2 separate regions of the Homo sapiens genome follow, and region 1 is linked to region 2. The links are chromatin loops, found by intact Hi-C in ENCODE. Cell type or tissue: mammary epithelial cell. All regions are shown on one strand. Each heading gives the region's core, and the rest is flanking DNA. Links, peaks and the distances in the headings are about the cores only. Region 1 overlaps CTXND1 (cortexin domain containing 1). Region 2 overlaps ZFAND6 (zinc finger AN1-type containing 6).

Region 1 (4,398 bases), core at 78-4,077, 130 kb before region 2:
CTCAAAAAGTTAAAAACATGATTACCATATGATCCAGCAATGCCACTTCTGCTTATATACCCCAAAGCATTGAAAGCAGAGTCTCAAGGAGAGATTTGTACACCCACATTCATAGCAGCACTATTTACACAGCCAAAAGGTGAAAACAACCTGAGTGTCCATTGATGAAAAAATGGATAAACAAAATGTGGTATATATATATATATATATATATATACAATGGAATATTATTCGGACCTTAAAAAAAATGAAATTCTGACATGCTACAATATGGATGAAGCTGGAGGACATTATGCGTAATGAAATAAGCCAGTCACAAAAAGACAAATACTGTACAATTCCACTTATATGAAGTATGTAGAGCAGTCAGATTCATAGAGACATAAAGTAGAATGGTGGCCGCCCCGGGCTGGGGGAAGGGGAATGGGGAGTTATGGTCTAATGAGCGCACAGTTTGTTTTGCAAGATGAAGAGTTCTGGAGATGGATGGCAGCAATGGCTGCACCACAGTGTGGATGTACTTAATGCCACTGAACAGTACACATAAATGCCACTGTACACTTTAAAATGGTCAAGATGGTAGATTTTATATTATGTGTATGTGGTCACATTTTTTTAAGTTTATAAATATATATGTGTGTGTGCATGTGTGTATGTGTTTGTGTATATATATATATATATATATATATATATATTTTTTTTTTTTTTTTTTTTTTTTGAGACACAGTCTTGCTCTGTCGCCCAGGCTGGAGTGCAGCGGCGCAACCTCCGCCTCCTGGGTTCAAGTGACTCTCTTGCCTCAGCCTCCTGAGTAGCTGGGATTACAGGCATGCACCACCACGCCCGGCTAAACTTTTTGTACTTTTTGTAGAGACAGGATTTCACCATGCTGGTCTCGAACTCCTGAGCTCAAGCAATCCTCCCACCTCAGCCTCCCAAAGTGCTGGGATTACAGACTTGAAAGTTGTTATATTTTAAAAAGAGAGAAGAAATCAACATCAAGTAACAGAGTGTGGCAGCTCCCACCCCCATGCCAGGGAGGAGCTACCCAGGCGAGTCCACATCAAATCTGGGGCTGGGCATCTCAGGAAATAACTAGTCTTCTTTGTCTCTTTCTCTTACAGTCACACTCCAGCGCCCCCACGAGCCAGCACAGTGCCTGCTCTCAGTGAAAGGCCACTGTTCTCCTTGGGTGACCCCCATGATGCCTGACCGCTCCTCGTGCCTCCTGGAACAGCCAGGGTCCTTATGAAGTGGTGACCACTCCAGTCAGCAGGTCAGTGTCCCCCGAGAGTGATGAGGGCTGAGACAAGGTCTAAGAGAGGGGAAGGCGTGGTTGACTGTGGTTACAGATATTCCCCAGCCAGCGGGCTCCAAGCTTGCACACACAGGTATCTTCCTGAAGCTCCAGAGTGGGTGGGGAAGATGGAGCCCCACTACAGGAGGCAGAGACATGTAGGGACCTCGGGTGTGGGATGTGGGACCTTGGATACGTCATTTCCCTGCTCAGTGCCTCAGTTTCCACATTTATAAAATGGGCCTATTGATGCCTGGGTAACTTGCTTCCAGGGGTATCATGAGCTTTAAATAACAGACAGAACACGAAGCACAGAGTACAGTTCAAGCACTCCACAAGTTCAGGGATGAGGATAGGGACGAATGCTATGTATGGGGAGAGGGAGCAGCAGCCGGCCCTCCTCCTAAAGCTGTCCCTGGCAGCTGAACTTGGGGAGCTGCCTGCTCGCTCCTAGCCAGCTCCTCGAGCTCCCAGTTCACTCAAAGTATGTACTGACCATCCACTGGAGCCAGGGACTGTGCATTTGGTCGTCACATCCCTGTGAAGCAGGTATGGCCACCTTTCCTCAGCAGGGAGGAAATTAGGACCCAGAGAAGTTGCAAATCATCCCAAGATGAATGAGTGATGTGTCAGTGTAGGCACTACCGCTGGAGTCCTAACAATAATTGAGAGCTGTCCAGACCTGCCCTGCAGGGTGGTGGCAGAGCTGGGACTCTTCCACGTGACTGCCAAAACTGTTCTTCCCATAACACTTACAGTTTTCAGGCCATGTGCTGGCGTCAGCAGGAGTCTCTAGAGAGTCCCTGTGAGGACCTGCAGCAGGGAAGGGGATATAGACCCTCCAAGCCTCTCACTCTCTTCCATGACAGCAGCCCCTCCTCAGTCTATTCCTCTGTGGTTTTCCACAATAGGTTTCATTTGAAATCTAGGTTCTTATGCTTTCAAAACATGATAGACCAGGCACAGTGGTCACGCCTGTAATCCTGATGCTTTGGGAGGCCAAGGCAAGAGGATTGCTTGAGCCAGGAGTTGGAGGCTGCAGTAAGCTATGATTTTACCACTGCACTCCAGCCTGAGCAACAGAGTGAGACCCTGTCTGTAAAATACATGTATAAATATAATAATTACCCAATTTTTGGAATGCTTTCAGATCACCCTCAGATAGTGGCTTGGCTAAATGGAAAGCATTATCCTAACTGCCTTTCTAAAGGGTTTCATGGAGTGGAGGCAGCTGCAGGGCCTCTATCCCCACCCAACCCTCAGCCCCACCCTAGTCCCATGCCTGCTGGGACTCATCTGTCACCTCCCCTGCCCCAGTCTGGGGAGGCACTGGCTGCACCCTGCTAGAGACTCTGGTTTACCTACAAGGTTTCGGGCTGTGACCATGTGGGTCCATGTGTACCCATCCCCTCCTACCCTCCTGCAGGGTGGTCTGAGCAGCAAGCTCTCGGTGCAGGGGTAGCAGATAAGAGGGAGCAGAGGTTGGTGCCCTGCAATCACCCCAGGCACCTGACCATGCCCCTCCTTCCCCACTGCTGTGGCTGTCTCTGCAGGGGTGGAAAATGGTACCAGTCAAACCCGAGGCGGAGGAGGAGCAGCCCGCAGTCGCTGCCGCGAGATGGAGGAGCCCACGCCCGAGCCCGTCTATGTCGACGTAGACAAAGGGCTGACCTTGGCCTGCTTCGTCTTCCTCTGCCTCTTCCTTGTCGTGATGATCATCCGCTGTGCCAAGGTCATCATGGACCCTTACAGCGCCATCCCCACATCCACCTGGGAGGAGCAGCACCTGGACGACTGAGGCACAGCGGCTGTGGGGACTGGACCTGGCGCTCTGTGGGTGGCTGTGCCCCAGGATGCATCCGTGTGTTCCCTGCCAGCCTGCCATCCCACAGAGGCAAGGAATGAATCTGGCCACCCAGGGAAACAGAAGGTGCAGCTTAGCCCTCTCAGCCCTCCCTCGAGCACCAGCGTGGAATGCCCGGGTGCCGTGGGTGTCGCAACCATGGACCAGCCAGGGGAAAAGAGCCCTGGACCAGGACCCAGGAGGCTGGGGTTCCAGTGTGGGGAGTCCCTGTGAGATGATAGGGTAGTCACCTTCCCAGGTTCCTGGGCACCTTTTGGAACTGGATCCAGCAACAGACACCCCCCATCCATCACATAACAGTGGTCTTGTCTTGAGGAGACTCTCGGTCCTTTAAATGCAAAGTAGCAATGGAGGCTCCCAACCAAGAGGTCCCACCTGAACCCCAGCCCCCTCCCCATGGACTAGCAGTGGTGTGGCAGTGAGGGGGGAAAGCGGGTTGAGGGAGTCTCACCTGAAAATTCACAAAACGCACAGGATATGGGCTGCTTCCAAGCAGTATTTTTTTAAACTAAAATATAGAGGGATATATTTTTCCTGTTATAAATAAAATGTACATTTTAGAAACTTGGGAAAATGCAGATAAATAGAAAGAAAGGGGGAGGAAATAACACTTATAATCCCACCTCCCGGAAACCACCATTTTGATATATTTTCTTCCAGCCTTTTTACTTGTATTTTTTAGTCAAATTCATACTCTGTGCATGATGTTGTATCGCCTCATATGATAGCAGGAATACTTCCCCATTACATCAAACACTCTTCTTAGCTGCCAGTTTTAGTGACCGAAGGGCATCCCATCGGTTGGGTAGGTCATGGTTAAAAAATCATCTCCTTTGGTTGCATATTTAATTATTTTCCACTATTTTTTCCTCACACAAAATGATTTCGCCCGGTACCCTTTTTGGGGGTGCACAGTCCATGAGATGAATATTGAATGGGGAGACCTGGGTTCTAGTCTCGCATTTACCAGTCAGGTTACAATGCGACCTTGAGCAAGTCACTTCACCTCCCAGCGCCTCAGTTTCCTCATTGTAAGATAGGAAAAGCCTTGTCATTTTTAAAATTTTATTTTTTGCATATACCTCATGTGAACGAAAGGACAGAAAGGGGAGTGAATATACTATGAATGTGCTATAGTCGGAGTTGGGGGGCAAGGAAGAAGTCATCGATGATGGCTCTTCTCAGGCCCTCCCTCCTCCCACCTCTTTCTGCCCTCCACCCCACTCCCACTCCATCA
Region 2 (4,398 bases), core at 159-4,158:
TTATTTAAATTGCAAAATGAGCTAGACTAACTCCATACCATACATGCTCAACTACTGGTTCCATCAATGAGTTATAGCCCAGCCTATGGCTTATCATTACTCCCCATTTGTAAGAAAAAATATGATTGTCTTAGAATTGTCTTTGATTTTAACACAACTTAAGTTTATTCTAGAACGTTACTCAACTAGTTTATAAGCCAGTTATGCCTATTTCATTTAACAGACAAGCTAGTAAAAGTATACATAATTTGTGGTCAATGCCAACAAAGCATGCTCTTAAAGACAAACAGAAACAACATATGTCTAGCACCACTATATGTGTGTAAAGTTAAGTTCTTACCTTTAACTGAAACCTATAAAATACTGGAAAGATGCTGATATACCATTTCAAAGCCTGTAATTATTCATAAAAGTTATCTGTTTCCAAAGTGTATTTTTAAAAACTCAAAATTAAGAAACGCACAAATAATGACAAAGGTTATTCATACATGTTTTTGAGACAGGTAAAGTTAACTGGCACTACTCCAGTCTCCTAATGTTAACTGGCACTACTCCAGTCTCCTCCTAAAAATGTTTCTGATATATTTTCTTGAAAGAAAATATTTCTTCTGGTATGTGCTTACCAGAAGAAAAAGAAAAGCCAGCCTGAATAACAAAGCCAGTGTAAAACATTAAGCCCCATACTTACTAATAGCAACACATACACTAAGTATATAAAATATCTAGCATAGATACAATTGCTCAGTTAAGTGGGTAAAAGTGTTTCCAATTTCCCTCAGCTGATTTTAATATCCAGAAAAATTGCTTTATATCCATCTACATCTTGGAAAGTGGTGTTGAAAATAGGCTTTTAGGCAAAAACTAATCAACAAGTCAGAGAGCTCCATAGGCACACTTTAACAGAACATTTAAGGGGCTACACATCAGAAAAACTTTGAAGCATATTCTGCTGGTGTCGATATAAACTGGTATAACTTTTTAGAAAAACAATTTGGCCAGTGAAGTGTTCATTATCCTTTGATCTAGGTAAAGCCACTCCAGGATTTTTCCAAAAGAAATCTTTTTTAAAAAGGAAAATATTTTACAGCTACACACAGGTGTGTTCAACGCAATACTATTAAAAATGACGAAAAATTAGAACCTAAAAGTAGACAATTCAAAAAACTAGGTTAATTCAGGTCACATCAATTTAAGAGAATTACATAGTTACTGAAATGAAAACAATTTCAACAGATAGTTAAGTGAAAACATAAAACTGCACAGATTCATAATTATTGGAAAACTGCAAGAATATAAGACAGAGAAGGGAACAGGAAAAAAATGAGATGACCAAACAATGATCTGCTGGTGGGTAGATAGGTAACTTTTCTTGATTTCATTATTATTACACTATTGTTTAAACAACAGATATAGCAGAAAAGCATTAATTTAAAAACCTTTGCATGATCCGGAACAAGTAGCATAGCAAATACAATGGCTGAAAATGCTTAGCTGGCTTTTGGTCTGATTATTGCAATGATTATTGCAATTTATACCTTAATTTCTATGAGAACAAAGAGCAACAATATAAAGAAAACAGTCTCTAAAAAATATTCTTGTACTGAAATACACTACAATTACGTCATAAATAAGAAATGTAAATAGAATCAGATACTTTAAAAAAAAGTTGTAGTAGCCTACCTATAGCTTTTAAAAATATAAATCCTTTCATTTCCTGTTTCGAAATGTTAATTACTTATCTCCACCTTTGAAAGAAATGAAGAGTTTGAATGAAGTAAGAAGAAAGCAGTTTCACTTTGTTCATCAATGGCCTTTTTAATTATGAGCATATTAAAAATTATAAGCATATTAAAAATGTCAACATATTGTTAAATTAAAATATACTGAAATTAAAAGGGGTGCTGTGCTGGGGTTAAAAAAATTAAACAGTTGGCATTTCAATTTACTAAAAAAGACGTATTTAAGCCTATCACATTTATCTTTCAGCAACTTAACATTTTAAGTTTAAGGAAAATGACATATCAAATGAACCTCCTCAAGATGTCATTTATAAAAACTGACAACTGACTGTTCAAACAACCAATTCAAAAAAAAATCCTGTTATTGGAGATGATTTTGAGTCTAAGATGTTTTAATGACACTCATATTCTGAACTAAAAATAATGATAGGAGAAAGTCAAGTTTGATTCTCTGAACACCTATTTCCTGTCCAAAGAGCCCTTTTGTTCTGCTTCCCTGCTTAATTTTAGTGTTCAGTTTGCATCAGAAAATAAAAACAGTGACAAAACCTAGCACACACAGAATCATAAAGGAGCAAAATTATAAAATAAAGGATCATAAAAAGATTAGAACAAAAATCCTACCAACAAAACCTCCACAATTTTCTGTTTGCTTCACCTCAGATTAACTTCACTTGAAGCTGTACTCCAAAGCAACCAAACCTGAATACCAAGCTCCACCTTCTCCAATTCTAGTGGCTGAAGAGTAAAATCTCCTCCCTGTTAGTGAAACTGATAATTGTGATTGGATACGGCTAATATCCATTATTTTAAAGAACTTTTCCTTGCTAGCAGGTTAGGTTAGACACACTAAAACCTCCTGGATAAGCTGGTTTCTTAAAGAAACAGTACATAAGGTTTCAGTTTTCCCATCATATACTGTTTGCTTACCCTTGTCTAGGTGAAAAATAAACTAAGTAACAAAAATGAAAATCTCACAGAAGCAGCTGTGACCAATTGTTTAAAATACAATGCTTTTAATCTAAATCATTTATTTTTATGGAGCAATGAAGGTGAAGTTATGCTTTAAAGACAGATTATTTTTAATAGAGTTCACATTTTACCTGAAAATTGTAAAACGGCAACAGAAAATCCATTACAATATGTTGCTAAGAGGAACAAACCAATGTTTTTTTCTAAGACTTAAAGAGAAAACTATAACTTAAGTGAAAATATACAGCACTAAAATACTGAATGCAAAAGATTCACTTCTAAGCTATCAAACTCACTGACATTTATGTTCTCAGTATCACAACAGAGTAGAAATTTCAGTGACATCAAAGGTTGATATTTCTACTTAAAACTGAAGAAAATACTGGGCAGAAATACTATTACATTTAACAGATCTGACATGTGAGTATTTTGCCAAGGTTAATGCTTAACCATTGGCAAACAGATATCTAAAAGCAAAAGGCACATGTTCTAATGACATGTTCAGGTATAAAATTTAGAAAAGTTTAAGTCTTTTTCATCTTTTTTTTTTTTTTAATGTGTGGAAACTACTTTGCACTCCATAACTTCAAAGTGGCATGGGCACCCTAAAGTAAAAGGTATACTCCTCTTAAACTTCTCACTAAGCTACGTTAAATAATATTTTTACTACAGAGATCATAAAGAGACACTACACAGGAACTCTGATTTTTAAGCAAAAAAGACCTACTGTCACTTTATACATTACTAAGTTTGCTATTTTTACGTGATAAGTTTATATATTTTAATTAGAACTGCTTATGTTTTAGCAGCTTGGCCCATCAAACATTACTCTAACATTAATCATTATCTGACTGATTAAATGGCATTTAATGTCTAATTTACGGTGTAAGTATAGTTTTTACCTCTACCAAAAATCCTGTGATTCATAAACTCGAAATTAAAGCTTATTAGAGTGACTTCTTCTTAAAATATGCTTTCAATGTATGGTTTGCATCAGAAAATAAAAAGTGACAAAACCTTTAAACATTTTAATTTGAAGTTTTCAAAGTTCAAAATCTTGCAACTATTTTTCCTCAGAGAAAACTCAAATATTAGAACACAAAGCCAACAAAATTGTTTTGAATACAAAGGGAAGTCTTTGTAACAAACTGAAAATTCACATAATTGCAACTAGGCATGAATATGGAGCAATACCCTGCTGAAGCCCAAACAGCTGCATAATCTATTATGCCCTTTAAGTGGACAAATTGAAAGAGCCAATTCACAGGGGTCTACTCCCAAGATCCTTTGCAAGGATTCACTGTTTTGAATGCCCAGCACTTCATGAGTCAAGTTCAGGTTTTCTTCCCACTGTGTGGACACTCTTGCAAAAGAACACTGGAAGCAGAGGAGGTACAGAAGCAATCAGCAAAAAGAATATACAGTTTGAATTACAGCATAAGATTTGAGGAAAAGTGACTGTAGATGGCCAAAGGTTTTACGGGAAGAAAAAAAAAAGAGATGGCAAACAGTTTAATCTTAAAATCTGGCAAGCATAAAATTAGTAAATAGTTATGGAAACCAAATAAACCTTTGCTCTCGCATCAATTTTTCACTTCGAAGTTAATTATGAAACAAATACGAATCATACACTAATATAACACCAAGACCACTCTCCATCTATACATAACCAAGAGAAAAGAGAACT

Evidence for each region. Hi-C counts contacts between places; a loop is a spot of excess contacts. Peaks named below come from ENCODE experiments on the same cell type or tissue, not always from the same donor. Only the 100,000 strongest peaks of a DNase experiment are listed, where the experiment ranks them.
Region 1: a loop joins it to region 2, with 13 times the contacts of the local background. A loop is called at or near these places in 1 of 110 quality-filtered maps.

Annotation. Positions count from the first base shown.
Region 1 is chr15:80,200,467-80,204,864 of GRCh38, reverse strand. It overlaps CTXND1 (cortexin domain containing 1), which reads left to right. Exons shown (of 3, transcript NM_001352888.2): 2 at 1,125-1,276; 3 at 2,851-4,398. The coding sequence starts at 2,916. The coding sequence ends at 3,095. Among named protein-coding and RNA genes, the nearest start is that of CTXND1, 50 kb to the left of the region's middle. In mammary epithelial cell, for the core only: no CTCF peak of the experiment used is centred there; a DNase peak (open chromatin) is centred at 1,954.
Region 2 is chr15:80,070,613-80,075,010 of GRCh38, reverse strand. All of the region lies in intron 1 of ZFAND6 (zinc finger AN1-type containing 6), which reads right to left. Among named protein-coding and RNA genes, the nearest start is that of ZFAND6, 13 kb to the right of the region's middle. In mammary epithelial cell, for the core only: no CTCF peak of the experiment used is centred there; a DNase peak (open chromatin) is centred at 2,500; H3K4me3 peaks cover 918 bases; H3K27ac peaks cover 2,013 bases.